Regions from separate parts of the Mus musculus genome. Here all the other regions are linked to region 2. Evidence: chromatin loops called from intact Hi-C (ENCODE). Cell type or tissue: heart. All regions are shown on one strand.

Region 1 (8,000 bases), 62 kb after region 2:
CTGCACTCCTGGAGATGCTGTGTACACTAGCTTAGGCTAACGTCTTGGGAACTTTGAAAGCGAAGGCAGACAAGAAGGAGCTACCTAGTATGCTGAGATCCAGCCCCAGCAGTCTGGGACCGAGGACCTTGTACTTGATGCCATTGCCAGTCTGTTCCCAGCTTCAGCTCAGTACACCATGGAGTAGTATTGGCTACCTTTTTTTGGTTTTTTTGTTTTTTGTTTTGGTACTGACAGCATAGAGCACCATGGGGTTAGAGAGAAAATGTACCTTATGTAATCTGGGGAAAACTCCTAAAAGAGAATAAATAGGCTTGTTCTAGAAGTAGGAACTGTTTGTTCAGAAGCCCAGGGGTGAAAGACCACAGTATGTTAGGAGGACAGTGAATATTTCAATAAGGGCATGGTAGGTAAATGGGTTCTACCCTAGCCTGCCTGGAACTGTCCTGGTTTATCATCTCTTGGTCCAGCTTAATTATTACAGCTTGTCCCCTGTTCAGTACCAAACAGGCCCAGTTAGGATGATAAATTATATGCTCACCATAATTCTATATAGTGGTAGGAAACAGGAAAAAAAGAAAGAAAGAAGCAAGAAATGAAGCCAGAGAACATGGTTTTACAAAATGGGCTTTGCTGCCACAGATAAAGGCTGAATTTATCCTAAGGAGCATGGGGACCCAGTGAGGGATGAACACAACCGAGATGCATGTCTAAAGGAGGTTTAGACTGAAGAGTCCAACCTTGGCATCCTAAGTGTGTTGATGGCAGTGAGTGGAGCCCAAGGGCAGAAGCACTGAGAGCTCTAGCCCTCACATCACAGGTGGAGCAAAGGAACTTGCCATGGGATTCGGAATGCAGGGGAAACCAAGAGAGAATTAGTGTCCAAAAGTTAAGAAACAGTTGAATTTCAACCGGGGCTGGGGAGGGGGCAGTAGTCCCAACAGCACCTGCTGCAGCAGAGCTGCAAAAGCATTGCTCTTCAAAGCCTGGGGAGTACCTGCTGGATTCACGGCAGAGACTCTCCCCAGCCTTGGTGGGCAGAGGCCATTGTAGATTCTGCACTGAACACAGAGAGGCAGGAGGCCGCTGTCTTCTCTGGAACATTAGAGACAATATCTTCTCTTTGGAGTCGATGTGTGGGGTTGAGGGACATTGAGGAGAAGCCTCCACTCATGAAAATCTGTGGAGGATTCAGTCAGGAGACAGTGGAGGACTGGAAGTTCTGCTGTTAGACTGGTCCACCTGGATGCTACATAATAGAAGAGAGTAAGAGTCGATGTCATAGCTGGCAGTGGCTAAAAAGTTGATAAATGATGGAGACCAAGAAGTGTAGGCCTACCATGGAAGAAGCACAATTTTTCTTCTACTTTGACACAAGCAGTATCGTTTTGAAGCAGCAGTGGTTATGGAGGAGAGAGCCCACCTCTTTGAAAATGAGCCCTGTTTTGGGCGTAGCAGCAGCAGTGACTCCGAGATCTGGGTCTGACTTGACTTTGTATCACTTTCCCTCCCACCCACTTTTGTGTGTGGCCTAATAACTGTAACATGCTGAGTGGTGGAGACAGTGAGTGATCAAATAAAGACCTCACTCCCACCCGAGGGGTGTCCCTCCCTTGTAAACCTGTACTTCCTGCTTGCCATAGAGCCTCTCTTATCCCTCTGATATACTCCATCTATGGTAGCCTGGAGCGGCTTAGACATTGTTAGAAACATTTGGATTTCCAGTACAGTAACTGCCACCCGCAGTCCCTTCTCCGTCCACACTTGGTGTCTTAGTCAGTGTTCGAGTGCTGTGAAGAGACACCATGACCATGGCAGCTCTTATAAAGGAAAACTTACAGTTCCAGAGGTTTAGTCCATTGTCATCATGGTGGGGCGCATGATGGCATGCAGGCAGACATGGTGTTGGAGGAGTTGGGAATTTTCCATCTGATTCCACAGGCAGCAGGAACAGAGAGACACTGGGCTTGATTTAAGCATTTGAAACCCCAAATGCTCACCCCCCCCCCAGTGTCACATTTCCTCCAAGAAGGCCACATCTCCTAATCCCTGTCAAGTAGCACCACTCCCTAATGACCAAGCATTCAAATAGATGAGCCTATGAGGGCCATTTCTATTCAAACCACCCCACTTGGGGTTCCAGTACAGTACCCCCACCCAAGTCCCTTCCCCATACACAGATGTCTTTACTTGAGGTTTTGCTTTCTGTGGTTTCTGCCCCCTATAGTCACCCTAGATCTGAAAGTATTAAGTGGAAAATTCCAAAAATAAATAGCTCATAAGTTTAAATCCTGAGTAGCAATTTAAAAATCTCAGTAGCATGATGAACATTCCTAGCATCCCAATCCATCTCACTTAGGACCTGGATCTCTTTGTTCAGTAAGTCTACCTGGTATGCACTATCCATCCATGGTCACTGAGTAGGTGTCTCAGTTATCAAAGGGACTGGTGCAGTATGGCAGCACTTCATTTAATAATGACCCCAAAGGCCAAAAACAGTGGCACAAAGGAGGCATCAGGGAGGAAGGGATGCATCCTGGTGCTACATGTTAACAATATGGGACATATAGAAGAAGAACCACAATATATAAAAGCTTATATTGTCTACAGTTTCAGGCACTGAGGGTTTGCTTAATGGAGACCAGTGTACCTCTCATTGACATACCAAAGTGTCACCCAAGAAGCAGTGATTTCAGAATAGTGAAGTCCTAATTTTAGAGGTGTAGAATGTGTATGTGAATATGTATGTGTGTCTTCATATATGTGCCCTTGTGTGTGAGTGCTATAGGTCAATGTTGGGTGCCCCCCCTCTCCCCACCTTAGTTTTTGAGGCAATCTTTCACTGAAACCATAGCTCACCAATCTAGCTAGTATGGCTAACAAACCCTAGAGACCCCCCTTCCCCTACTCCCCTAGCTCCTTCCCAGACCTCAGAGCTGGGGTTGCTTCTGGCTGTGCCTCGCTCTTCTGTAGGTGCTAGAAGTCTGATGTCAAGTCCTTAGACTTGCCCAGCAAGCACTTTGCCAGCTGAGCCATCTCGCATTACCAGCTACAGTTTGTTGCTGTTGTCTGTTGCTAGTGGAGGTGGTGATAGTGGTGGACAACTTGTAGGAGCTAGTTTTCTCCTTCCACCATGTAAGTTCCAGATGGGGGTGGGGGGTGGGAACTGAGGTCTTGGTGGTAAGCGCCTTTCTCTGCTTAGCCACCTCCCCCACCTTTGTTCGAATCTATTGATTAAACTTTACTTGGCCCTTTCAATGTATTCTTCCTTACTTCCAAGTCTGACACTGTTGGCTTCATCACATAACACTAAAATGCAGAGGATGGGGCCCTTTCTGGCTCCTACTGCAAAACAAAACAGAACTCAGGCAAGGAGGACCATAGCTTGTGTGATCCCAGAGGCCATCCAGGTTCCCTCAAGGGAGCAAAAACAGACGGGCTTTATTTTTAGATTCTCTATGGGCCCCTGAGCCCTGTCCCATTTTCTGAAAGCAGAGCTTGGGGGCCAAGCCATCTGGCCCTACTGCCAGATCTCTCACCACCCATGATAAAATGCCAGGCAAATGTGGCCTCCACCATGTCCATGTTTTCCAGCCGGAACATCCACGTGGCAGGGCCTGTAGTGGCACTGGAATCTATCCGAATCAAGCCATGATAATGTCTGTGCTCAGGACTTTTGCTGGCTGGAGTTCCAAGGACTTAGCTGTAGTAGCCCAAACCCTGAGCTTCTTCTGACTCCACAGCCCCCCTCTGACCCTACCCTGCACCATCCCTGAGCTCCATTTGGGCTTTCCCACATTTCTGAGATCAACTCTACAGCTCAAAAGGGTAAACAGCAATGAAAGCAATATAGAATGTCCCAGGTGAACCCAATCTAGACGGTACGATACAATGCATCAGCCATCCACCTGCGCCTGTGAGATTACCGATACTAGAGAAGAGCGTGGCCTCGTCTTTGTTCTCAAGATGCTCTGCTTGCCACTGTTGTCTGTTTCACGACTCATCCCAAGGACTGCCAAGAATCAAGGACCAACTCAGAGCAAGCAGTCAGTGGGGTCAGAGAGCTGGAGTTTTTCCTTCCTGAATGGGAACTCCAAACTGGCAGTGTCTCCCTGCTCCTGCTCCTCTCTGGCAGCGCCTCTTGATTCATCCTACACTTGCCACCTACATGAAGCTGACCTGGGAGGGAATCTGACAAGCACCATCATTCTGTAAATGGAAGTGGGTACCACTCGCCTTAGCAGAGAGCTGCTGCAGTCACTGGCTGCTTCATGGAACCCCGGTGGCTCCATCTCTCCTGAGCATCATTTTCTCCTTTTCTTATTGGTAACCTAGGCTTAGCCTGAATCTTAACTTGGGTCTATTGCAGCCTGAATGCCTTTAACTGGCTTTTCCCCCTATGCTCAGGACCTTTCTATCCGTCTCAGAGAACAGTGGCAGTGGTTTTCCATTCTTAGACATTCTCCAACATTTATCAACAGTTATTCCTTCTCCTGTGACTATATGGACACTAACATGGAGAAACTGGCTGAAAGAGCCACCCAGACTGGCTGGAGACTAGACAGACAAGGTCTATTAGAGCCCAGTTATAGTCCGCCCTCCCTGTTGGCACTCCTGCCAGGCATCCTATGAGTCCCGTGGGCCCCATGAATACCCAGATTATCAAGATTAGCCCTGGAACCAGAACACCTGGGCTCTTCCTTGCCAGTATTTGGGACCCAGACTGATGCCCATATGGCCTCTCAGATGCTCTGCTTCCCAGCTGCCCTCCTTCTCCCCCAAGATTTGTCTCTGCACCACAACATGCCAGGTGTGCTTTGGCCTGAAGTCAGAGACTGAGCATCAGTGACTGCAGGAAGTGATGAGCTCTCCCTGCACCTCCCGAGACAATGCTCTTAGGTTCGCTGGACAAAGCCTCCTGGTACTCTGACTTCCTTAGGATATGCTTCCAGATTCGTTTTTTCTCTCCTGCAGAGCTCTAATCAAGCAGACAGTGAAATAAGACTTTAGAATGAAAGTCAAAAGAGAGAATAAAATGCCCAGAAAAGGGCCAGGGGCCCCTGGAGGAAGCAGACAGGAACAGAGCAAGGCAGGAATATGCCCTTAGGTGGTGACCTCACTGCAGTTGACACTTTTTTTCATTTATTCTTCACACCAACACCTAGGTATTGTTGTCTTCACAGTACAGCTCTTTTCTAGCTTGTCCAGAGCTTCATGGAGTCTGATTCAACAGAAAGAACTTTATTCTAAAGATTAATGTGTGTGTGTGTGTGTGTGTGTGTGTGTGTGTGTGTGTGTTGGGGGATTCCATGAGAGGCCAGGAGAGGGCACTGTATCATCTGGAGCTGGTGTTACAGGAGCTCATGAGCCACCTGGTGTGGGTGCTGAGAACCAAGCTTGTGTCCTCTGAAAGAACAGCGAGTGCTCTTAGCTACTGAGCCATGTTTCCAGCCCCCAGAAAGGACGTGCTAGAAGATATGTTAGGGAAGGTACAGACAGTAGCAGATGAAGAATCGGGAGAAGTTGCCTTCTCTGACATCTGTCTACCTACTCATAATGAAAGGGGAGCCAAGAGGACTTGCAACTTCCTGGGGTCCTCCTGCTGTTGGATGGAACTGAGATACCTGGAGTATAGAGTATGGAAATCCCTGCCACACAGGAAGAGACCATCCCTCCAGAAAGCAGGACATGTGGTTTGTGAGCCTGGGGGCCTGGGAGTGGGTTACCCAGAGGAGAGGGCCTGAGAGAAGTGTGTTGCACACTGCTGCCAGAGCAGAGCTGGGAGCAACACCCAGCTGCAGAGTGGCAGGGACAAGGAGCAGGGCTAGGGCCTCTTCCTAATTAGAAGCCTGCTCATAGGAGACTGCTAAAAGCAGAAGAACTAATGAATTTTTAACGTGATCCACTAATAATCTTTTCCCTTGAAAGGTAGACCAGACAAATAGGACCATGTCTAGACTTCAGCGAGCTTCACAAGAAGAACTGTTGATAAGAATGTTGGCTCTCTCACTGCAGCGGCACACATGGGGCCTGTTGGCTCTGCACCAGATCCTCTATGCATAGTTATAACTTCCAACGCAGTGTCTGTATAGGAATCCCGAGTGTGGAAATGAAGGTGTCTCTGATTCCTGTGTCTACTCTTGGGCTCTTTTACTTCTGTGTGTTTGTCTTGTCCAACTACAGTAGGTTTTGGGTTATCTTATATTTTATATTCTGCTATTATCTCTGAGGAACCTGTTCTTATCTAATGAGAGACAGAAACGGAATAGATTTGGATGGGAAGGGAGCTGGGGAGGAACTGGGAGAAGTAGAGTGGGGAGAAACCGTAATTGGGATATATTATGTGAAAAAAGAACCTATTTTCAATTTTTAAAAAGGCAAGGGGAAAAATGCTGGCTTTCCAAGAGCACTGTCTATGTTATTTTGTTCACTGGGGTGTCACCCTTTCTGCAACTTTTCTGCAACCTTTCTGCAACTGTCCCTGACCATTGTCGTTGCTAAATTATTTGTGCAGCAAACAAAAAGCATAGGACTAGGGACGATCATGTGACCTTGGCATGGCCAATAATAAGGGCAGGTTACACCAAGTATCTTCAGACATGAGCCAGAATCCACAGGAAGGGAGACCTGAGGGATGTAGTGCAGCAGGAAGTGGTCCAGTCCCAGGGACCAGAGTGAGCAGAGCTCAGGTGGATGAGAGGATAAAGAATGAGATGTACACAGTCACAACTAGTTGGAGGAAAAGACATCAGAAGAACTGACACACATTTTTATATGGGGCAAGGAGAGTGGATGGTAGGCTACTTTGAGAATCTGATAAAAAAAAAATCTGTAGTCCCTTTCTTCCCTAATGGCACACATACCACACCTGATAGCTGGGCAACGTTTTCTGTATGGTTTTAGGAAATGTTGAAGGATCCTATGTTAAGATCTACTATAGAGTTGGAATTGTCACTCCATGGCAGAAAGCTTACTGGGCATGCACAAGTCCCTGCGTTTGAACCTCAGTATAAGCTAGTAAATGAATGAGTAAGTGAGTAAGTAAGAAAATTCCTAATACAAAAGAACTGATGAAGGCATAGATAATGCCTCTAGGAGTTCCTGCATAGAGAGAGAACAAGCCATGTCAAGAAGCAGGAAGATGCTATACTGTATAAATACTGTCTTGGTGGGGGATGCCAAAGCCCAATGATGGTTTGCATCCAAAATGTGTATTCTAAAACTTGATCCCCAGTGCTGTTAAGAGGTGTGGCCTGCTGTATACCTATAATCTTTGCACTTGGGAGGGTGAAGCAGGAGGACTAAAAGTTCAAAGCCAGTCAGGACTATATAGCAACAGGCACCAAGTCTGCCATTACTTTGATCTTGGATCTCCTGGTCTCTATAAATGTAATATAAAATGTTTTTTAATAAGCCTCTTAGTTTAAGGCGTTTTGTTATAGAAGCCCAAATAGACCCACATATGTAAAATAAAATATCACTTTTTTTCTGGGAAAAGGACACTTTTATATTTCTCTATTTACTTTTAGTTGTTAAGGCAGGGTCTTGCTGTATAGCCCGACTGGTCTAAAATTTGTAATCTGCCTGTCTCAGTCTCTCAAGTGCTAAGAATACAGGTATGTGCCACTCTGCCCTGATATTTCTGAAGTTATATTGCTAAGAAACCCACCAGATTTGAATCTCGCCAAGCTTCAGTTTCCTTGCCTGTAAAATGGGGAGGACATCTATAATAACTGGTTATTATTAAAAACAATGAAATTCTTCATGTCAAGTGCTCAGCCTGGTGTCTGGCACACTTACTTCAACATGTTTTCTCTATCATTATTAAGATTATTATCATTTCCTGCAGGTAATGCCCTCACTCTCCTCTGCTGACTGCTAAACCCTTAAATAAAGGTTAGCCTTTGTGTGGTTTGTTATTTTTAAGTAATGCCTCAAGAAGGAAAAATGAAAAAGGCAAAGGTCTGACTGCCTCCTTGGAGATGGTGACGTAACACTAG
Region 2 (8,000 bases):
TTTTGATCTTATTTGTAGCAGCACTGAGAATATATTCACATAAATATGTGATACAAAATAGCAGATGTATGTTTAGCAGTTTCAGAAATTCTTGGAAATCCTGTTCTAATCTCAAGCCAAATATGTGTTTGGGTTGTTTGTTTGTTTGTTTGTTTGTTTTGGGGAGAGGATAATTTTGTTTTTTAATGAAACTCAAGTCAGCAACTCAAGTTTTAAAATGTTTAAGTGTCTTGTTATTGGTGCATTTCAAAGTAAAATTTTTAGAACCTTTAAATGTATTACTATTGATGTGTGTGTATGTGTGAGTATGGTGTCTATGTGGTGTGTGTGTGTCTATGTACTGGCATGCATACCATACTCTAAGTGCGACAGACAGAAGACCTCTCCGTGGAACTGTTTCTCTCTATTTACCTTTACATGGCTTCTAGGAATTGAGCTCAGCTCACCAGTGTTGCATGGCGAGCACCTTTACTGCCTGAGCCATCTCGCTGGCCCATTAAGCAGCAATCTTTAAAATGAAATCTTCTAACACAATACAATCCAAAGACATAATAATTTCAAATCTGCACTCTGAGCAATGACAATAGAAAAGCATTAAAAGTCTGTATTTTCTGTAATTAAACCATTACCTTTCTATAAGAGCACATGACTGCTTCTGTGCAGTACAGGCACTTCAAGTCATAAGGTGCCATAGGCTTAAGTCTGAGATGAGGTTTCTTAGGCAGTGCTGCATCACCGTGTTCAGAGCCAAGACCACATTGAAGTGCACGGTGCCACACTGGCAGGTGCTGCCAAAACCATCTTGGATCTGTTACACATTTGATTTGAAAATAATTTAGGGGCATTGCTTGTTCAGAAACATTTTACTTTTACCAGCTTTTCATCATCACACACATTATGAGACTTTCATGGCGTCACATGCCAGTTTAAGGATCTGGTGTCAGAATGATGCATTACTATATTTGTGTGTGTGTGTGTGTGTGTGTGTGTGTGTGTGTGTGTGTGTGTACATGCATGCATGTGTGCTTATCTATGTGTGGGTACACAAGAGTGTTTAGATGTGTACAGGTGGAGACCATAGATTATAGATCCAGTGGGGTTCCCTCATGTGTTGTCCACTTTTTCTTCCTGAGACAAGGTTCATCACTAGCCAAGAGCTCACCAAGGTTGGCCAGCCCAAGAGCCTCAGAGATCAGCCTGAACCTGCCTAGATGATGCTATGGTTACAACTATGTGCCCCATGTCTGGGTTTTTAAAGTAAGTTCTCAGGTTTTTCTGCCTAACAAGGCTAGCACTTTACTGACCAAGCTGTTGCCATAACCTCGAAGTTCTCATGTAAATGGGTACCAGAACATGAGCAAGGTATTGCCAGGCAAGATACACTGTTACCTAGTAGGAAAATGTACTCACAGTCACATACTGATTCCACAAGCCAGAATCTGGGGTGGGGGGGTGATGGGAGATGCTCTATACCCCACATTTGCCTTAAATCAGGGAGTCTGTCTCCTTACCCTATCTTATCCTGCTAGCTCTTTTTCAGACTTAAGTGTCTAGGACAGGAACTGGGTATGTTCCCCAAAGTCTTTGCATAGTATTTAAGTGCATGGCTCTGGAGCCTCTCCTGAACTTATAGTCCTAAGAACACAGAGCAATAAAGGGGACCAGGCTTTGAAAAGAAAGGCCAAATAGCCTGGCAGTGGTTGTGCACATCTTTAATCCCAGCATTTGGGAGGCAGAGGCAAGTGGATCTCTGAGTTCCAGGCCAGCCTGGTCTACAGAGAGAGTTCCAGGATGGCCAGGGCTACACTGAGAAACCCGAAACCCTGTCTCAAAAACACAAACACACACACACACACACACACACACACACACACACACACACACACACAAAGAAGAAAAGATAAAGAAAAGAAAGGCCAGATAGTAGATGGTCTCTCTGCTTCCGAACCTGGATAGTGATTGCTGACATTGCTCTTCTGCTGTGTGGGTCTCAGATGCAAACACTGCACAGGAGAGTCACCCTAGGATACGCCCCAGTATCCCTACACACACAAACACGAGTACGCGCACCCGCACTCTCACTCACAGTCATCTTTCCTTAGACATTTTTTTTTCCTAAGCTGGTGTCAGACTCGCCATCCTGCTTCCTCAGCCTCCTGTTTGCTAGGATTACAGGTCTGAACTACTGTGGCCAGCTTCCCCACAAGTCTCCCAAAGTCAGCAGCTGAGGCTGCCTCCCAAAGGACTGCGTGATTCTGCTTCTTGGTGACTGGATGGGGTTCAGCCTCACTGCTCCTTTGAACAAACCAGGGTGCCCAGAGGTCTGCTGAGAGCGAGATCCACCTGCCTCCAGAGCAATGGCAGTTTCTGAAGTGACCCAAGGAAGGTTGTATGCATAGTCACCCGAGGACTGATAGTGGCTGATTTAAGCCACATTATCAGATCTCTGGGTTAGATCAAGGCCCAGGGAATCTGCACTTAAGAAAGAACACACATGATATGTACTCACTGATAGGTGGAATTAGCCCAGAAGCCCGGAATACCTGAGATACAATTCACAAACCACATGAAACTCAAGGAGAAGGATGATCAAAGTGTGGATACTTCTATCCATCTTAGAAGGGGGAACAAAATACCCATGGAAGGAGTTACAGAGACAACGTGTGGAGTAGAGACTGAAGAAATGACCATCTAGAGACTGCCTCACCTGGGGGTCCATCCCATTTACAATCGCCAAACCCAGACACTGTTGTGGATGCCAACAAGTGCTTGCTGACAGGAGCCTGATATAGATGTCTCCTGAGAGGCTCTGACAGTGCCTCACAAATACAGAGGTGAATGCTCACAGCCATCCATCAGACTGAGCACAGGGTTCCCAATGGAGGAGCTAGAGAAAGGACCCAAGGAGCTGAAGAAGTTTGCAGGCCCCTAGAAGGAACAACAATATGAACTAACCAGTAACCCCAGAGCTCCCAGGGACTAAACCACCAATCAAAGAAAACACACAGGGACTCATGGCTCCAGCTGCAGTACAGCAGAGGATGGCCTAGTTGGACATCAATGGGAAGAGTGGCCCTTGGTCCTATGATGGTTCTATGCCCCAGTGTGGGGGAATGCCAGGGCCAGGAAGTGGGAGTGGGTGGGTTGGTGAGCAGGGGGAGGGGAGAGGGAGTAGGGGTAGGGTATTTTTTGGAGGAGAAACCAGGAAAGGGGCTAACATTTGAAATGTAAATAAAGAAAATATCCAATTTAAAAAAAAAAAAAAAGACTCCCCAGCTGGTTCAGGTGCTACAGGTTTGTGCTCACTGCCCAGCGTTGGAGCTAGAAAACTCTACATCTTTCTGTCACTGGGGTCCTTATGAAAGGTACCATGGCCCTCTGTGCTCATATTCCCATTAGAATTGTAGTAGTTACTCACAGAGTTGTGACAGTTGCTGAGGTGATGGTACAGATGGCTTCTTTGTTTTGCCCACTGCCTGAGTGTTCTGGGTACCTGTCTCCCCACCACCCCACCGCATCCTGCTCTGGCCTCTTCAGTTTGATATGGTATCCAGCACACCCTGCTGTGTGGTCACAGATGCTTAATCAAAGGGTGTGTACAGAGAGAATGAAGACCTGGGCCTGCTCTGTGGAGTGTGCCTCAGAAATCCACTCAGAGAACAAGACCACGCAGTTTCTAAATCAGACATTTGGGCTGGCTTAGCATGAAAGGCTCTGATGAGCAGGGACTGATTCATCCATTCTTGGTGTTCTTTGGAGGCACACAGAAGAGTCCTAAGAATGTCGTGGACTTCCGGTTTGAATAACATAGCTTCCCCCATCGTTGCCAGCAGGGCCACCCCTGACCTACGCTATTGAATGTCTTGGAGTGGCCAGGGTAAAGGGACAGGACCCCTGTTTGTCCAGCTAGGAGCCTATGAGGTTGGTAACTTTGTGTCCTGAGTCAGCCTAACACTGCCAAGCCTCTGCCTTCTCCCTCCCTCTGTCTGCTCTGCGAGGTCGCCATGGTGACTTCCTGTCCTCAGTGTGTCAGGGTCTATCAGAGCCAATCGGTGGCAGGTGCAGATAAGGGTCTCTAAGCAGGGGTGGCTGTCTCGTGCTGCCGCCAAGCGCAGCATTGATTCTCGCCTGTGCCAGTGCCCATGAGGACAGGGAGGCTGGGGGAGGAGGGAGCCCTTTCTATATTTAGCTCCCTCACTGGGTTCGTCCCAATGGACGTTTAGAAAGAGGCTGACTTCCAGCCATGAGAAGGTTTAACGTTCCTCAATTAGGCACAGCCTACAGGGGGGCTGTTTCACCCATTGAGAGGGTTAAAAGAAGTATATAGAAAAAAGAAAGGGGAAGAGGTGATAAAGCTGATTTATAGCAACCAGAGGAGCTGCCCCCAAACAGCTCCTCTCCACACCTCAGAATTCACACTCTTGGACTTGGAAGGAGGCTCCTGCAGGCACCAGAGAAGGCTCAGAGCCTCCGAGTGCAGAACCTAGGAGGGGGCTGCTTAGTGGTCAGTCAGCGAGACAGAGCTGGGAGCAATTGAGCATTTGCCCTAGCATGCTGGAGTAATGACCCCTCAGAAAGATTCCAAGTTTGGAAGGGCAGGGCAGACTTGAGTGGTTGGAAATTGAGGTTAATGGCCAGCCAGCCTGGAAGATGTGCTCTGCGTGTCCCATCTCACACCCTCCAAAGACACATGAAAGGGGTTTAGCACACCAGAGCCAGTAAATTGTTTATTTGCCTGAATTCACCAGGTAATTGCATGTTCCTCTGCTGGCTTCTGCTGCCTGCATTGGGCTTTTTAGAGAGATAAGCAAAGGCAAAATGAGGGTTCTGGTCTCCTGAGGCTCTTATGCTCCGAGTTACACGACAAGAGATGCAGAAGGAAGGGCCAAGGCAGAGGCTCATGCAAATGAGCGTGATGGGAAATGGAGGAGGGGCTGAAGGAGGAGCACCCGATGGATCTGAGGAACCCTCGGCCTGACATTCTTTTGGGATATTGACAATGCCAGGCGACAGGTTCCATCTAAGATAATTCTGAGCACTCAAGTCTTATCCAAATATGTCCATAGCTACAAGCAGCCTGTACTTGCAAGAATAAACAGTTCTCTCTTTGTGTGTGTGTGTGTGTGTGTTGATTGTAAAATTTATCAGTTTCAACATGTGCAAATATAAATTATTAGTGATATGTATTGAATGCCCACTGTGAACAAAGTTCCATTACTCAACTGTGTTGATGATAGGTAAGGAAATATATGGTAACAGTCATATTACTTACTGAGCATCTGGAATGTTCCAGGCACTATAGTAGGTGCGTGATACCCAAAACACCTAATTGACTCAGAACAACCTCAAAGTATATGCTGTTGTTTCTATTTGACCAATGAAAATAACTAAGGATCAGACAGGTTAAACTTGCCCAAGGACACAGATTAGAGAAGAGCTAGCACAGCTCAGATCTGAGTTTGAAAGATAGATACCCTGGCTCCAGAGCTCCAGACCACTGGCTGTCAGTCTAGAGAGCTGTGAGCACAGTCTCACACTGCTGGATCTACCATACCATGAACAGGTGGGAGTAGGAGTAGAGTCTACTGCTCTCTACCCGGGAGGGCACTGTCAAAGGCAGCATCCTGCCAAGAGCTGTGAGGGTGGAAAGACAGGAAGTGTGGGTATGACAGGGCTCCAGTATCACCCTCTTCCACCAAATTGCTATCCATTGCCAAAGTCTTTCTTCCCCACTCAGTGCTGGTTATAGGTGTCCTATTAAGACACATGCCCCTCAGCTGCTCCTTCCTCCACCCTCCCAACCCCTGAATTTTAGTACACAGTGCTCCACATACGACCAAGACCCACTTTGGGATTGGCTTCCCTGCTTTATCAGTTTGAGCCCTGACCTGCCTAGGGCCATGGGCCAGATGCTAAGACCAGGCTCCCACTGTTCCCCATTTGGCTGTTGCCCCTCATGAGGCTGGGCTCTGGGAGAGTCTGAGTCTTGTCTCTGTGCTTTAGTCACTAGCACACTGGCCAGGCTGGGATCCTCCATGTCATGTTGCCAGTGATGGAGTAGTTTCTGATCCTCTGTTTCTCCTGGCCTCCATCCCTGCCACAAAATAAAACTCTGCCATCCTTCAGATCTCTCCAAGCTGCTGTGGCAGGGCAAACTAGGAATCCCAGCACCCAGAAAGGGGAAGAGGATGGTCAGGAGTTCTCAGCCATCCTTGGTTACATAAGTCAAGCCAGACTGTGCCATATGAGACCAAGCCTCAAATAACAACAGGGACGACGACAACAAAAACAACAAAAACCCCTCAGGCCCACAGCACATGCTCTTTAAATTCCCTTCTGATCAGATTTGATTAGATCTCCAGATGTTTCCAGATGCTTCCAGATTATCAGGCTCAGGGGTGCATGGGGACCATAATAGTGGTGCTGCTTTCAGAGACTGGTGGGTTGTCATAGCATGTCATTCTCTAGCTTTAGGTGAAGACTAAGGCTCTGGCACCCCCACGATCCCTTCTTCTACCCTTTCCTTGGAAGCATTAGAGATGAGTCTCCTGGACCAGCATGGAGGTAGTTTTTGAACTAGTTTTTGGTAGTAGCTTTGAACTCTGCTTTCATGTTCTACGTCCTGACCCATTTCCATCAGCTCTTCATCTCTTATCTTGGAGCAGCTCATCAAATTCATTGACTTTATCTCAGGGTCCCCAGTGTGCAGCTAGGGGTCTTCTGTGTATAGCAAGAGTTCCAGGAATATCATTGAAGGAATAAATGAAAGTTTTACATTGGGTCTTAAAATGCAGGCCTGGTTTCTTTGCTACAGATGGCAACTTATGCTAATAAGTGTTGATCTTGCCTCCAACTACAAAGCAAGTCTTTCAGGAAGGCAGCTTATCTAGCTGCATGTTGCATAGGATATCATCAATTCTAGACACATAAGATTTGCTCAATAGAAACTTGTTAAAATAAATGCAATAGAATACAACATATCACCCTTTGGACTCCAGAGGCAACTGCCTAGATACTTTGGAGAAAGATGCTATTTAGCTTTAAGCATCTGACTTTATATTGGCTCTGGGAACCAGACTGACTGAACCATAGGATTTTGCTCATGGATAATAGCTAACAGTAACTGCTTTATACTGAATGTTTAATATGTGACATCGCTGTGACAAATGCCTTACTTCCCTCATCTCATTTAATCCCAATAACAATTCTAATACATTTACTTGTTCATCTATCCAGCCAGTATTTCCTGAGGATTCAGTATTTGCCAGGCACTGGGCATTTGGTAGTATACAAGATAAACAGTCTTGTCCTGCCCCCACCGCCGCCTCTTTTAAAGATGAAAAAAAAAAAAAAAAAAGACTTGGGGACTCAGTAACTTGCTTGCAAAGTTGTAAGTGGCAAGACTGCACCTATGGTCAGGCAGAATAGCAAATGCCAGAAGTCCCAGAAACTCATATTTCTGAGGCAGTAGGATATCTGGAACCCAGGAGAACAAGATGGGAGGAGGGGAGGTCCATAAGGTTTTCCCATCCACGTGGTCTGTGTCATTTGTCAGTTGGTGGTTGTTTGGGAAGATGGAGATTGTAGTTCGAATCTTCCAGGCTCTAACAAGGCTTTGTGTCATGGGTGTTTGGCAGGGAACCACACCTGTCATAAGTCTCTGAAGTGATTTCCCTGTATCCTGGAAGGTGATGCAGGCTACACTTCTATACTGTGTCTCGGGCACAGCATCATAGATTACTCTGAGACAGAGAAGGAGTCTGTTTTCCTGCCAAAAGGGACACAGAGAAGCAAGGGAGGGGAGACTTGGTAGAAGTCTTGGAGAGGGACATAGAAGAGGTACAGGTGAGGTTAGCAGCAGTTCCCTGCTCCGAGCCTTGTTGCATACAGTCTCTTCAGAGCATAACAGGGATGGTGTGGTCCACCCAGGAACTCATGTGGAAACGTCATACTGCCTCCTTGGAACATTGACCTCCCCTGCCAGCCACGGGGTAAACCAT
Region 3 (8,000 bases), 100 kb after region 2:
TGTACTCTCCTGCCTCAAGCTCCTGAGTTCAGCGGTTGCAGGCCAACACCAGCACTCTCAGCTTGCAGGGTGCTTCTCATGTGTGCCAGCTGTCTTGGGAGTCCAAACACCAGGGGAAAGAGTGGAGGGTCCTTCGCTTCACTCTTGAGCTTGACTTTGTATCATGGGGAAGTTGGAGGATGTGAGGATGCTCAAGAAGAGTAAGGGGCCCTCCTGAGCCCACCACCTGGCCCTCTTGTGTTTTCCCCTAAAGTATTTTAAGTGAATTCCAGATATGTGCCATTTCAAAACACATGAATATTGAACATGCACGGAACATATTTTCTTCAGCTTAAATGGTACCTACCTGTAGGTCATGTCTTTTTCTTATTATTCGTTTTCTTGTTAGCAGACAAAGAGATTGGTTTAACTATGACATTTCCACACATAAACATCTTTACACCTGTTATTTGTCCCCGTCACCAGTGTCCCCATATCTCTTCTGCCTCTTACCAGTTTCCTTCCTTCTCCTAGATCATCCTCCCTTCTGCTTCTATGCTATGTCATTCCAGTACCCTCTCTTGTCCCCTCCTCCATGTAGATAGATCTCTTCCTTTCCTCCCATGGCCCCACGTTCATTTCATATATACATACACATACACACAGATGCATATATAAATTTACATCTAGTTTCTGAATATAAGAGAAATGTGATATTTGTTTTTCTGAGTCTGCTTATTTTACTTAACAAAATAATCTCAAACTCTACCCATCACACACATTACTACATTCTTTATAGCTGGCTGAAATTCTTTTATGTATCTTACCACATTTTCCTTAACGTTTTGTCTGTTGATGGGCATCTAGGTTTGGTCTATAACTCAAGCTCTTGTGAGCAGTACTGAAAAAAAAAAACAAAAACAAAAAACATAGAGGTGCAAGAAATGTGCAATGTGCCAACTAGAACCCCGCAGGTCTGTGCCCAGGAATGATATCAATGAGCCCTATGGTGACTCTAGTTTTAATTTTAATGAAATACTAATTTCCATAGTGGCTTCACCACTTTGCACCCCACCAGCACTAAATAAGAGCTCCTCTCTCCCCACAACCTTGTCAGCACTCCTAACTAGGACGAGACTAAATCTCAGGGAAGTATTTTGTTTGCTAAGGGTTTTTTTTTTTTTTTTTTTAAGCAGCTTTAACTTTCATTTCCATGATGTCTAAGGATTTTTGAACACTTTTTCAATGTATTGGCCACTTTTTATTTTTTCATCTAAAAACTATTGTCATGAGCCCATTTATTGATTCCTACTTGAGTTTTAGATTTCTTTATAGATTCTAAATCTATATAAAGTTTGGCAATAATTTTCTCCTGTTAGGAACAGATCTTTTTTAATTGGGTATTTTCTTTATTTACATTTCAAATGTTATCCCCTTTCCAGGTCTCCCCTCCGGAAATCCCCTATTCTATCCCCCTCTCTTTGCCTCTATGAGGATGCTCCCCCACCCACCCGCCCACTCCCGCCTTCCCACCCTGGCATTCCCCTACACTGGGACATTAAACCCCCTCAGGTCCAAGGACCTCTCCTCCCACTGATGCCCAACAAGGCCATCCTCTGCCAAGAGCCATGGATCCTTCCATGTGTACTCTTTGGTTGGTGGTCCAGTCCCTGGGACCTCCAGGTTGTCTGGCCTGTTGACACTGTTGCTCCCCCCGTGGGGCTGCAAACCCCATCAGCTCCTTCAGTCCTTTCTCCAATTCCTCCATCAGGGATCCCACGTTCAGTCCAATGGTTGGCTGCCAGCATCTGCCTCTGTATTTGTCTCAGGAGACAGCCATATCAGGCTCTCATCAGCAAGCACTTCCCAGCATCTGCAATAGCATCTATGTTTGGACACTGTATATGGGATGGATCCCCAAGTGGGGCAGTCTCTGGGTGGCCTTTCCTTCAGTCTCTGCGCCACACTTTTTCTCCATATTTCCTCCTGTGAGTATTTTGTTTCCCCTTCTAAGAAGGGCTTAAGCATCCTCACTTTGGTCTTCCTTCTTCTTGAGCTTTATATGGTCTGTGAATTGTATCTTGGGTATTCCAAACATTTGGGCTGATATCCACTTATCAGTGAGTGCATGCCGTGTATATTCTTTTGTGTCTGGGTTACCTTACTCAGGATGATATTTTCTAGTTCCATCCATTTGCCTGCAAATTTCATGAAATCATTGTTTTTAATGGCTGAGTAGTATTCCATTGTGTAAATGTACCACATTTTCTGTATCTACTCCTCTGTTGAAGAACATCTGGATTGTTTCTAGCTTCTGCTATGTACATAGTGGAGCATGTGTCCTTATTACATGTTGGAGCATCTTCTGGGTATATGCCCAGGAGTGGAATAGCTGGGTCCTCCAGTAGTACTATGTCTAATTTTCTGAAAAACCACCAGACTGATTTCCAGAGGGGTTGTACCAGCTTGCAATCCCACCAGCAATGGAGGAGTGAGGAACAGATCATTTTAAAAGTATCTTTTAGCTTTGGCCTGGTGTGTGTGTGTGTGTGTGTGTGTGTGTGTGTGTGTGTGTTAATAATAGATATTAGAGGGTTTCCCTGAAGGAGAGAGGGGTTTGCTCTCTCTCTCTCTCTCTCTCTCTCTCTCTCTCTCTCTCTCTCCCTCCCTCCCTCCCTCCCTCCTTTTCTCTCCCTCTCCTCATCTCCCCATCTCCCTCCCCAACACAGACAGACAGAGGTGGGGGGAGAGACCACCCCAAGGACTCCCTTCCCTCCCCCCCCATACACATGTAGAGAGAGGGTGATTGGGAGAGAAAGCATCCCTAAAGGCTGCCTGCGCTTTGGAGCTGTTCAGATACCAGGTCAAGGAGACCATTGTGGACATGGGGAGCTGAGAGGCAGGGACTGAAAAAGAATCAGATAAGCATTCACTTATTCATAAAATTTGTAATGAAACCTAACATTGGGAGGAGCACTAGAGAAGCAGAGACCAGGGAGACAATAGTCCCTGCTGTCACTAACCTGTTTCTGGAGGGCAAGAGGGCAATGTGGAAATAGAAAGATGCTAAACTGGTGTCGGAGTTTCTCCTCAGGACCACAGGAGGGTGTGAGACAGTGAAGAGACAGAGATGCAAAGGCTCAGAGAGCAGAGACCAAAGAAGCCCCCACTCTCCTATTCCTGGCAGACAGAGGGCACCTACTCTATCTGTCTTTTCAGCTCATGCTCAGTCAGACGAGCTAGATCTCATATGTGGTCCCATCTCCACCCTCCAGAGGAAAAAAAAAAGGAGGAAAAAAATATACTTTGGGGAATGATCAAGAGTTGGCTGAATTTACTGAGCTAAATCAACCCCAGCCCAGAAGCTCTTCGCCCCGGGGCTGCAAACTCGTAAGATGTAAAAGGACTCTTCAGAATTTTCTGCCACTCACTGGAAACACTAAATTGGCCCCAGGCTCTGGAGCAGGTTTAAGTACCCGAGACTATGTTAGAAGTAATTGTTAACAATTTGGGGGACCCAGAAATTCAGTCCTGTTAAAAGTTCAAGGAAAACCCTGTCTCAGAAAGGTGAACTGAATTTAGCCCTCCACACTAAGGTATCCTTAAAACAGCTGGCCATGTGCCCAGCAAGCACTGGGGCCATGCAGAGCTATGGAGCCCTCTTCTGGGCGATGACATTACACTGTGCCAGGCCTGCCCTGGTAGAGGTCACACCCAGTACTGGAAAGACTTGGACCTAAATGTGCCAATTAGGTCTGGGTTGTTGCTGAGACTTAGAAACTCTCACTGCTTTGAAGTCACACAGCTAGAGGCTTGCACATGGCCTCTGACTCCAGAACCACATTATACAGAGTGGAAAGGCAACTGGGAAACAGCCACCAGCAGTTTATGCCAAATGAGATGAGGAGTCAGGCTGTGCCCGAGGAACTTAGAGATCTGTCATGTTGGTACAGGATCAGACGAGCTCTAGAGTCCCCAAAGGCAGAACAGGAACTCAAAGGTGCTGTCTAAAGATGAACTGACAGCAAGAGCAGTCCACGAGTGGCCGGCTGACTTCGTGCAGGGTAACTAGAGGCTATCGCTTCCCAGCTCAGAAAATGCTGTGATGGGCTGGACTTTCATAGAAGCCCTATGTAGAAAATTCCTGTTGTTCATTTTTCAGAATAAGTAAATGAGACCCAGGAAGCTTGTGACTGCTGGAAGTCTGTCGGCTGGAGGGGGGGAAGGGTAAGGAGGAGAGAGAAGGAAAGGGAGAGATGGGGAGGGTACACTGACTTCCACACAGGCCTATCTGACTCTAGTCCACCAGTTGGGCAGTACAGAGGCTAGGGAGGGTGGCCTGCCAGTCCTGTAAGTCTAAGACTGAGTTAGATGTAGCTTAATGGGAGAGGGAGAACTAGTCCTCAGAAGAGGAGGATGGGAGGAGAAGGGGAAGGACACCTCCCTACCTCCAGAATGCAGAAGATAGTCTCAGCGTAGCTCAGAGCAGAGGAAAGGAATGCAGACAAAAGTCCTGGCAGGAAAGAGCACACTGTGTGCTGACTGGGATAGCCTGGGATACCTAGTGACCACGTACAGGCTCCAATACCTAATCTCTTAGCATCTTAATTTGATGTGCCTCCCCCCCCCCCAGGCCAACAAGCATCATCTTGCCAACATTCTCCTCCTGTCTGTCTCTACCTATTTCACAGAAAACAGAATCCCAGGTGAGCTAACAGAGGCTAGACTGGAGCTTAGAGAAGATCCATATCATCAAGCAACACATAGGGAGTCCCTCAGGCTGATTGCCTAGCTAGCCCAGCATCCGCAGCCTATCTCTCTACCACTTCCACCTCAATGCTTCACCCCTGAGAGTCACTGGTATCTGACCTTGGTCCCATCAGGCCTTTGTTGCATATTTTCAAGAGCCTTCATCCCTGTATCCAGCCTTCCCGTCTGCATCTCATGACCACCATGCTGTTCACCAAAGGCTTGTCCTGGGGTTTGCTCCACTGTGGAGCTGTGGTAGCACATCCGTTTCTCAGATGCTTGCTAGCCCCAGGTGGCAGAAGGCCGAGCATCTGACCCAGGGAGAAGGGCGTCTGTGATGCACATATGGAGAAAGAGCAGCAGATGGTGCTCGCCTGTGGGACAAGGTCTCCAAGGGAACTCCATGGTTTGGCCAGACATGGTCTGTTCCACACAGCTCTTCTGGGTCAAGCCATACACCCAGGAGTGTGGGAAGATAATGGTGAAGGGTTTCCTAGGATCTGGTATTGGGGAAGATAAACTGAGCAATGTGCAGTTTCCAGAAAAGCATGCCAATCAAGACTGGAGTAGCACACATGCCAGTGTATCTTGATTCCACTTGCCCTGCCTCCCCAAGTGTCATCTCTCCTTATGAGCCCAGACAGGAGATAAAGGCCATCTGAGCCTCTGGGACCTCAACCCTTCCTTCTGTACTTCTTCCTCAAAGGACAAATGTTTCTGACAATCACATTCAAAGCAAGCACATCTAGGGCCAGGGATGTAGGAAGTGCCATCATAAATAGGCAAATCCCAGCTCCTACCTGCATGGGCTCTCACTGAGGGGAGACCAGTAGTGAGCTTGAGTGTGTCTCTCCCAGTTTCTATCCACAGACGGACGGGTGGCACTTGCTACTCTATCCCCATCTAGTTTTCCTCTTGGTTTGCTGTATGTTTGCCACCTCTGCTGGTCCATGTCAGTGGGCTTTTCAGGGGACCCAAAAAGACTGGGCTTTGTAGTGACCTAGCTTTGCTCAGCTCTGCAATGTGGCTATTGTGATTGCTTCATTCATTCAGAGACGAGGTTAGCACAGACACACACACATACACATGCATAGGCACACACACATGGGCACACACATACACACACACGTGTGCACAATCATAAATGCACACACATGTGCAGGCACGTGCACACATACACACACACAAACACATACACACACATATACACCCTGCTCTTTACTGCTTTCCGACTAGTCACACTAGGAATGAACTCGGGTCCAGGAACAAGGGACAACATGAGGGTCCTCAAGAACTAGTTTGGAAAGAGAAGGTCTCCTATAGTGAGGACAGCTGGTTAGTATACAGCATCACACTCAGTCCTAATGAATGAGTAGGTTTTTACTTCTAGAACTGATTCTTTTCATCGTCCTAGTAGGTCCTGGTTGGCTGGCTGGCTGGCTGGTTGAAGCTCGAAAACAGTTCCATTATAATTTACAAGAAAAACTCAGAGCAGGTGAGCTCTAAATCTCGGCGGCTGTCTGGACCATGAGAGCAGAGAAAGGCTGTGCTGTCTGAGTTAAGCTGGCATGGAGGTCAGCCACGAGGTAGCAAGCAGCCATGTGGGGTGTCCAGAGAAGGAGCTTTGGAAAAAGAGTAAAGGCCAGGGTGTCGAGGAGGGGGGAAAAAGTATTTAAGTTCTACTCGGCATCTGTAAGAAGAGAAAGGAAAAAGAAAAAGAAGTCACCTCTTTCTGTGTCGGGTGGTCTAACACAACAGAACTCCATGGCATCTTCTAGAGACACCAGAGAGTAGGAGTTCTGGTAAAGAAACACATATTATCTCATCAAAAGGCTAATTATTCCACCTGTCTCTTCATCATGACTCAAAGTAATCACGCCTTCCTTAAGCCCGGTGATTTGAACTGTCCAGCCAGAACTTTAGGCCACTTCTTACTCTTGAACATAAGGAATCTCCCGTGTCATGCCTGAAATTCAGGAGCATATAGAACCCATTTTCACAATAAAATCTGAAGATCCAATTCCAAAGCTGCCCACAAGAAGGAACTAGACTGAAGTTCTAGTCCCCACCCCTACCTATGGCCTTTGGGCAGAGTGCTCAGTAAGCAGGAAGCAATAAACAAGAGCTCCCATCTCACACTGCTGCCCAGAGCACCTTTTTGGAAGTGCTGATTTTGGGGTCCATGCCCTGAGCTCCCCGGAAGTATTATATTCTTGCTCATTTTTGAGACTCCAGTTTGGGTTGTTCCACAGACCATTTCACAGATTACTACTCTAGTGTCAGAAGGCCTTGACGGGGGTCTCTGAGTCTACTTTCTTCCTCTGTCCCTTAACCACACAATTGCTTCCTTCCTTCCTTGTGGTTTCTGTTTTCTTGATGTGTGGGAATTCTGAAGGCCCAGATTAGAGTCTACCTGAGGACAGGATTTAAATATGGTGCTGCCATCTGGGAGCCACTCAGCCCACTCCCAGGGACTGAACTTAGCTTTCTGTAATCTTTGTTGTGTCGGCCCAGGAGCAAATCCCTGATCACTGGGCCCTTGTTGGCTTATGCCTAGGAACAGCAGTGGTCTTCCTCTGCCCCCTGCTCACACCTCGGCTGTGATTCTGCCTTCTGATTGGTTCCTTCTTATTGGAGTAAAACAGAATTTCATCTGCCTCAAGTGAACCACACATCTCATCAGAAAGCATATGCAGGATACTGGAGAGAAAGCTCAGAAATTAAGAGAACTTGCTACTTTTGCAGAGAACTCTGTTTCAGTTCCCAGCACATATGACAGGCTCACAACCACCTGTCACTTCAGCTGCAGGGGATCCAACACCCTCTTTGACTTTCTTGGCACCCGCATGTACATTGTGCGCATAAATTTATGTAGACCCATACACATAAATAAAAATAAATAAATACAACTTTTTGATGTAAGCATATTTAGGAAGTAGACATCCTATAGCAGTAGAGCCCTCTGGTGATTTAGTTGGCCAAAGGAGAAGTCCCACTGAAAAATACATTTATAGTTTCTTCGCTAACTCAGTAAGTCTCTTGGGTGTCTGGCTCGTGCTAGGTACAGTTGTACATACCTCTGCCTCCCTGGGGCTTGCAGTTTGGTTTGTTAGCCCCAAGGCCAATCCAGTTCACAGAATCATACAGTAGGAAGAGCTTGCTTGATTGCTCATGTGAGCCGTTGAGTTCTTACTGTGCACCATGCATCGTGTTGGGCACCTGGAATCCAAAGATGAGTAGCCCCGCCCCAAGACTGCTCTTAACCAATGAGG

The links. A loop is a pair of places that touch in the nucleus more often than their neighbours do. Peaks named below come from ENCODE experiments on the same cell type or tissue, not always from the same donor. Only the 100,000 strongest peaks of a DNase experiment are listed, where the experiment ranks them.
Region 1: a loop joins it to region 2, with 2.1 times the contacts of the local background. A loop is called at or near these places in 2 of 42 quality-filtered maps.
Region 3: a loop joins it to region 2, with 2.7 times the contacts of the local background. A loop is called at or near these places in 3 of 42 quality-filtered maps.

The regions. Positions count from the first base shown.
Region 1 is chr3:105,597,133-105,605,132 of GRCm38, forward strand. The region is part of intron 2 of Kcnd3 (potassium voltage-gated channel, Shal-related family, member 3); the gene reads left to right. Among named protein-coding and RNA genes, the nearest start is that of Ddx20, 86 kb to the right of the region's middle. In heart, no CTCF peak of the experiment used is centred here; a DNase peak (open chromatin) is centred at 3,499; H3K27me3 peaks cover 333 bases.
Region 2 is chr3:105,534,945-105,542,944 of GRCm38, forward strand. The region is part of intron 2 of Kcnd3 (potassium voltage-gated channel, Shal-related family, member 3); the gene reads left to right. Among named protein-coding and RNA genes, the nearest start is that of Kcnd3os, 86 kb to the left of the region's middle. In heart, no CTCF peak of the experiment used is centred here; a DNase peak (open chromatin) is centred at 4,077; H3K4me3 peaks cover 924 bases; H3K27ac peaks cover 1,650 bases.
Region 3 is chr3:105,638,715-105,646,714 of GRCm38, forward strand. All of the region lies in intron 2 of Kcnd3 (potassium voltage-gated channel, Shal-related family, member 3), which reads left to right. Among named protein-coding and RNA genes, the nearest start is that of Ddx20, 45 kb to the right of the region's middle. In heart, a CTCF peak has its summit at 3,643 (motif pointing left); a DNase peak (open chromatin) is centred at 3,667; H3K27me3 peaks cover 406 bases.